2 separate regions of the Homo sapiens genome follow, and region 2 is linked to region 1. Evidence: read pairs that join two places in POLR2A ChIA-PET (ENCODE). Cell type or tissue: A673. All regions are shown on one strand. Links, peaks and the distances in the headings refer to the core of each region. The heading gives the core; the rest is flanking DNA.

The links. Peaks named below come from ENCODE experiments on the same cell type or tissue, not always from the same donor. Only the 100,000 strongest peaks of a DNase experiment are listed, where the experiment ranks them.
Region 2: POLR2A ChIA-PET joins it to region 1 with 15 read pairs; 2 of 35 experiments call an interaction of 5 or more read pairs at or near these places.

What each region holds. Positions count from the first base shown.
Region 1 is chr1:19,293,527-19,296,437 of GRCh38, forward strand. All of the region lies in intron 1 of LOC124903867 (a long non-coding RNA gene), which reads left to right. It overlaps LOC100506730 (a long non-coding RNA gene), which reads right to left and starts at 2,210. Exons shown (of 1, transcript NR_037847.1): 1 at 1-2,210. In A673, for the core only: no CTCF peak of the experiment used is centred there; no DNase peak of the experiment used is centred there.
Region 2 is chr1:19,097,443-19,100,313 of GRCh38, forward strand. UBR4 (ubiquitin protein ligase E3 component n-recognin 4) reads right to left here. Exons shown (of 106, transcript NM_020765.3): 90 at 2,155-2,235. Among named protein-coding and RNA genes, the nearest start is that of UBR4, 110 kb to the right of the region's middle. In A673, for the core only: no CTCF peak of the experiment used is centred there; no DNase peak of the experiment used is centred there.

The DNA of each region.
Region 1 (2,911 bases), core at 255-2,754:
ATTAGGAATAGAAGGGAATTCCTGAAACTGATAAAGGGCATCCATAGGCCAGGAGCAGTAGCTCATGCCTATAATCCCAGACTTTGGGAGGACAAGATGGGCGGATTGCTTGAGCCTAGGAGTTCAAGACCAGTGTGGGCAACATAGCAAGACCCTTCTCTACAAAAAATAAAATAATTTTTAAAGGGCATACACAAAACACCTACAGCTAATATACTTAATGATGAAATCAGAAAGTTTTGCCCTAAGATTGGGAACCAATGATGTCCACTCTTATTCAACATTGTATTGAAGATACCAGTTATTTCAATATATTTCTTTGTTGTTGTTGTTTGTTTTTTTTTGGGGGGGGGGGTGGGGGACAGGGTCTTGCTCTGTCACCCAGGCTGTAGTGCAGTGGCATGGTCTTGGCTCACTGCAGCCTTGACCTCCTCCTGAGCTCAAGAGATCCTCCTACTTCAGCCTCTGGAGTAGCTGGGACTACAGGTGCACACCACCACAGCTGGATAATTTTCTGAGTGCCAGTAGTGGCAACAACTCAATCACTAATATTCAGTGTTGATGGAGCAAGCTGGGTGTGGTGGCACGTGCCTGTAGTCCCAGCTACTCAGGAGGCTGAGGCAGGAGAATCACTTGAACCAGGGAGGCAGAGGCTGCAGTGAGTTGAGATTGCACCACTGCATTCCAGCCTGGACAACAGAGCGAGACTCTGTCTCAAAAAAAATAAATAAATAAAAATAAAAATAAAAATTTTTACCCTTTTGACAGCATGTCAGGCTTCTGGGTTCTGTTCCCCGAGCTCAACCCTAAGCCAAGCATTTTAAGGTTTGAGGAAATTAACTTCTCCCAGTTTGGAGGAACATTATAGAAGAAGAGATAGGAGCCATTTTAAATCATGAATGAAGGAAGGAAAAATACCATAGAAAAGTCTGGGGGTTTGGGTGGTAGAATTGGAGAAGCTGACAATGTGAAAGGGAGGGAGGAAGGGCCAGGGCATCTGGAAGTTTCATTTGAGGGGTTCCTGGGAGTTTGTTTCTCTAGTTTTGGGGAATCATTCCCTTTGGGCCTGTCTGATATGACTGCTGAAAGAGCTGAGTCCATTGTGCAATGCTTGCAAAGGTCTAGTAAGAAGGCCATGCTCTTGTGCAAAAGAAAATGAGCTGTTTTTTCTTCCAAATCTCAGAGTCAAAGGAGTCCCAGTGCTTCAGAACGCACTCCAGAGGAGGGGAAGGGGAAGACAGTGAGGGCGCCACCCCTACTGTTTTCCCTCCTTGGTTCCTGGGTCCCAGCATCTTGTTAAACATGCCTCCCATGGTTGCAGGTGTGACCCCCAGCCATGGAACCAGAGGAACTAAGTGATTGGGGTTAGTCATGCTTACCCATGTGACTCTAGTCCTGCACTTATGATTTCCTTTTGACTTCCAAGACTTGTGTGACCTGTGTGGCTCCCTGAAAAATGGATCTTGGGAGAGACTATGTAACAGTTGCATTTAGGCAACTGTTGTATTTCCCTCCATAATGGAGGAAGTGTGCTGGTTTGAGCTCTATATCCTGCTATTATGACTCGTGCTAAAGTACCCTTAGAGAATGGTTCCAGTTAACTTCCGGACTTAAATTACCCTTACTATTTAAGTACTATTTTAATTACAAGCAGAATAGGTGCCTTAAAAAAAACATAGGAACCAAATGGCTATTTTCCTGCTGATGGGACAGTATTGAGACTAAAATTTGGTTTTGGAGGACATTTTCCTCCTTATTGTTGAAGACAGAGTTTTCCCATTTATGGAAGTAGCATAAAGCCTGGTGTCCAGCAGAGGGGTGCAAAAAGGGAGGAGAATTGGGAAGCCAGAGTGTTTTGGCAAAGGGCTGACAATGTGCCTCATGGAGAGGATTCCTATGCCACTGGGTAGGGCCGTTGACCTTTAAATGCCATGTGCTCTCCAGACCAAGGGCAGAGAGAGACCTCACTATGGGGAGAGGAGGGGAAGACCCACTGTTCCTAGAAAATCACAAAAATGGCATTGCCTTGAGCTCTACCTCAGTTACTACGGTATTTCCTGATCTTGCCTAACAGGATTACTTCCTTGAACTGTAAAAATTCCCACTGCTTCAGAATGTTCTCCCCAGCAAGCCTGTCCCCCAAGTCTTGTAAGGCTGCCAGCCACACTAATCATTTTTAAATAGCTGAAGGGGGCCCAGTATTTGATTTGATTTTAAAATGGAGGCCAAGAACCTTGAAATGAAAGGACATGGTTGAGGTCCACTCCTGTCCTCACTGTTCTGATGATGATACCTTGATCCCACCTGGGGCCCCAAAATGAAGCAGTGTCGTTCATCTGGGGTAAGACCCAAGGATCATTGCCTCATGCCAAGGAATGAAGCAGTGTCGTTCATCTGGGGTAATACCCAAGGTTCACTGCGTCATGCCAAGGAAGTCAAGGACACGAACACATGTGAAGTGAGGTTAAGAGCAGAGGTTTAATAGGCAAAAGAAAAAGAGAATAGCTCTCTCTCCTGCAGAGAGAGGGGCACCTGAGTGGGTCTTCCAGCCTGCAGCAGCATGCACAAGGACAGGCATGAGGAGGCAGTGTCTGATTTACATAGGGCTCAAAGATTGGTTGAAACAGGTGCGATGTTTACATAGTACAGGAAGAAGCTCCCCGCCCCACCCTAATCTATTTTGCAAATGGATTTTTTTTTTTTTTTTTTTTTTTTTTTTTTTGAGATGGAGGTTCACTCCTATTTCCCAGGCTGGAGTGCAGTGGTGTGATCTCGGCTCACTGCAACCTCCACCTCCCAAGTTCAACAGATTCTCCTGCCTCAGCCTCCTGAGTAGCTGGGATTACAGACGCCTGCCACTACACCCAGCTAATTTTTGTATTTTTAGTAGAGACACCATTTCAACGTGTTG
Region 2 (2,871 bases), core at 372-2,871, 200 kb before region 1:
TAGGGGAAAGAATGCTAATTTTATTTTGTGTCTACTAGAAGCTAGACATTGTATGAAACATTTTAAAGACACTATCTCCTTCAATTTCATTAGAACACTATGTAATAATCTAACAAATATTTATTGAATGTTTTACTCTGTGCCAGGTCCTATGCTAATTAAGTACTTTCTATGATCCTTTTACATAAGGTTACACAGCTTGTTCAAGGTTACCAAGCTATAAGCGGAGGTCTAATTCCAAGCCTGGACCTTCCTCAGGAGTAGAAACTGTCTCCAATCAATAGGGACTACTACCCAGGACAAACAAGGCCATTTAAATCAAAGAGCTTTGACTCAAGCCTCGGGAATCAAAACAGGAAAAGAGAGTACATCAATCTTTACCTACAGAGATTCAGACGTCTTTATATAACCATACAAGGAGGGGGTTCATCCACAATTCTTTAAGCTAAACCCACAATCTGACTAGAATGATAAGAATCAAGTCTTTTATAAATGACAAAATTACAGCAACTTCACTAAATTGGAGAATAAGGAAAGTTCCCTGTATGTCTGGCACTGAGCACATATATTAATATTATTCTCATTTTGCAGACTAGAAATTGGAGCTCAAAGTAACCACTGATGAAATCCAGTGGGGGATTTGGTAGCACGCTAATTCAAGCAGCCTGCCTCCAAGTCTATGCTGAGCTTCAGGACAGGACACCCTGGAGGAAGACAACCTGCCAGAAAGGCCAGTTGCAGAAGTGTTTCCGGCTATAGAAGCCCAGTGAGAATTCCTCAGAGAGAACCACCACAGACACTGAACACAGAGCAGGTTCTAGTTCTAGTCAGTAGCTACAGAGGTAGGCTGCTTATCAGGGAAATGGAGGGCAAGGTAGAGAAGGGAAGCTGAAGTCCCAGAACATAGGCTATCACAAACTCAGAACTTTGCCAGAAAACCTTCTAACTGGATTAAGCACATCAATGTGAGGGGCAAATGATTCTCAACTTCTATCTTGCTTCACCATTCAAGGGAGATACCCTGGTGCATTCTGTGGGTTCACTACCACCATTTACCAGAGTGCCCACAGAAGCTTGGTCTTAATTTTTTATATGCATCAGGGATTAAATCTGTATTGTTCTGTTTTGATGCTACAATGTCTGTAACAAGAGGTACTGGCTGGGACAGTTCTCTGCCTGTCCCTCAGCCAACAGTGCAACAACGACCCCACTGGCAGTAGACCAACAGTCAACAGTAAGCAGGATTCCCAGCCCAGTGGGAGAAAAGAAAGGAGAGAGGCGGAAATATGTAACAAATTGAAGATCAAAATCTACAAATAGTATACTGCCAATTTAGTTTCTCAAACTCTACAGAAGTATTTGGGACCAAGTCTAGAAAAGTTTGCTGTGCATCCCTGCTACACTAGTTTGCTGTAATTAAGTTACTTATCTGATTCATGTGCTAAAGACCTCTCCTCCCAATAGAAACAAGAGAAGGGAAGAAATGGCAGGGGGAGAGAGAAATGGAGGGGAAGAAAAAGAAACAGGAAGAGAGGAATGGAAGGAACAGAGAGTAAGAAAGGAGGGAAAGGTGAAGGGGACCATCTAATACTTCCATAAGTGGACAAACAGCATCACTCGTGGTGGCCAAAAGGCCCAGAGCGCTGGACTTCCTTCATTTCCCTTTTCCCCTCCTCAAGAATAACTGCCTGTTTGAGCCTCCATTCCCCAACTAGTAAAACAGAAATGATGCTCCTTGACACAGCTACTGGAAAAATGTTCTACTAAGCGAGCAGGCCCATAAAAGCTGAGAACTAATCTCAGCTGAGAGGTGTCCATACTGAAGGGAACAAGACAGCAAGCATTCCCAGCACAGAGCCTCCTTCGACACCCCCTGGCTTTCAGTTCTTGGGGTTTGACAACTTGCACAGCCCAGCAAAATGCTTTTGCTTTCCTGAAGCTTCATGAAGGTCATTAAATGTCCCTCCATTAGTCAGATGCCTCCAAAGGAAAACAAGATTGGTTTTCTCCACACAACCCCAAACAGGGACAGTAAAGCCTTAGAGAGCTGCTACAAGCCAGGTAAGTGATGATGAACAATGGCTCCTGCTGGTACAAGTCTGCATAAGTCAGAAAAGTGAAACCACACCTCCAAACGAGAAAGCAGGCACATACCTCATTCGTGGTACACCAGACTTTCTTGTAAACTTCAGCCACAGGAAGGTCCAAACTAATGATTTTATTGTTCACTAGAAGCTGAACAGAAAAGCAGGTGAAGCTGTTGTTCCAAATAATTGTAAGACAAGTAAAATCCAAGAGCAAAGGGCACCTTACGGCAATGGTTGATAATTCACAATTTTTATATGTCATGGACCTATCAACTCTCCCACTCTTAAAAAATCCGCACGTATGAAAAACACACAGAATTTTGTGCACAATTTCAGGGGCTGCTAACGTCCCTAACCCACACACAGGCTCCAGCTTAGACACACCCACCGGGGACCTTCTCCTGCAGGCTCAGCACCAGAAAAGGCTTTTCACTATGTAAAAATGTCAGACCCTCAACGGTCTGCCAGAAAGTAACTGACACGGGGACATAAACCTGCACAGGGGGTAAAACGCCAATATTTAGGGGGCTCAGGTAACTCAGACTCACCGAGAAGTCTCTGCCAGAGGCAATAACGATAATAAATACCCACCACCACTACAACCAACAGCCATTAACAATATGCTTACTTCCTGCCAGGCACTGGGCAGAGCCCTTTACAGGTTATTAACCTTAGCACTAGGTGAGGTAGAAAGGTGGGAATCATTAACCCCAACTTACAGAGTGGAGAAACTGAAGGCCACCTGCCCCAAGTTAATCAGCTACTAGGAAGAAGCACCTGGATT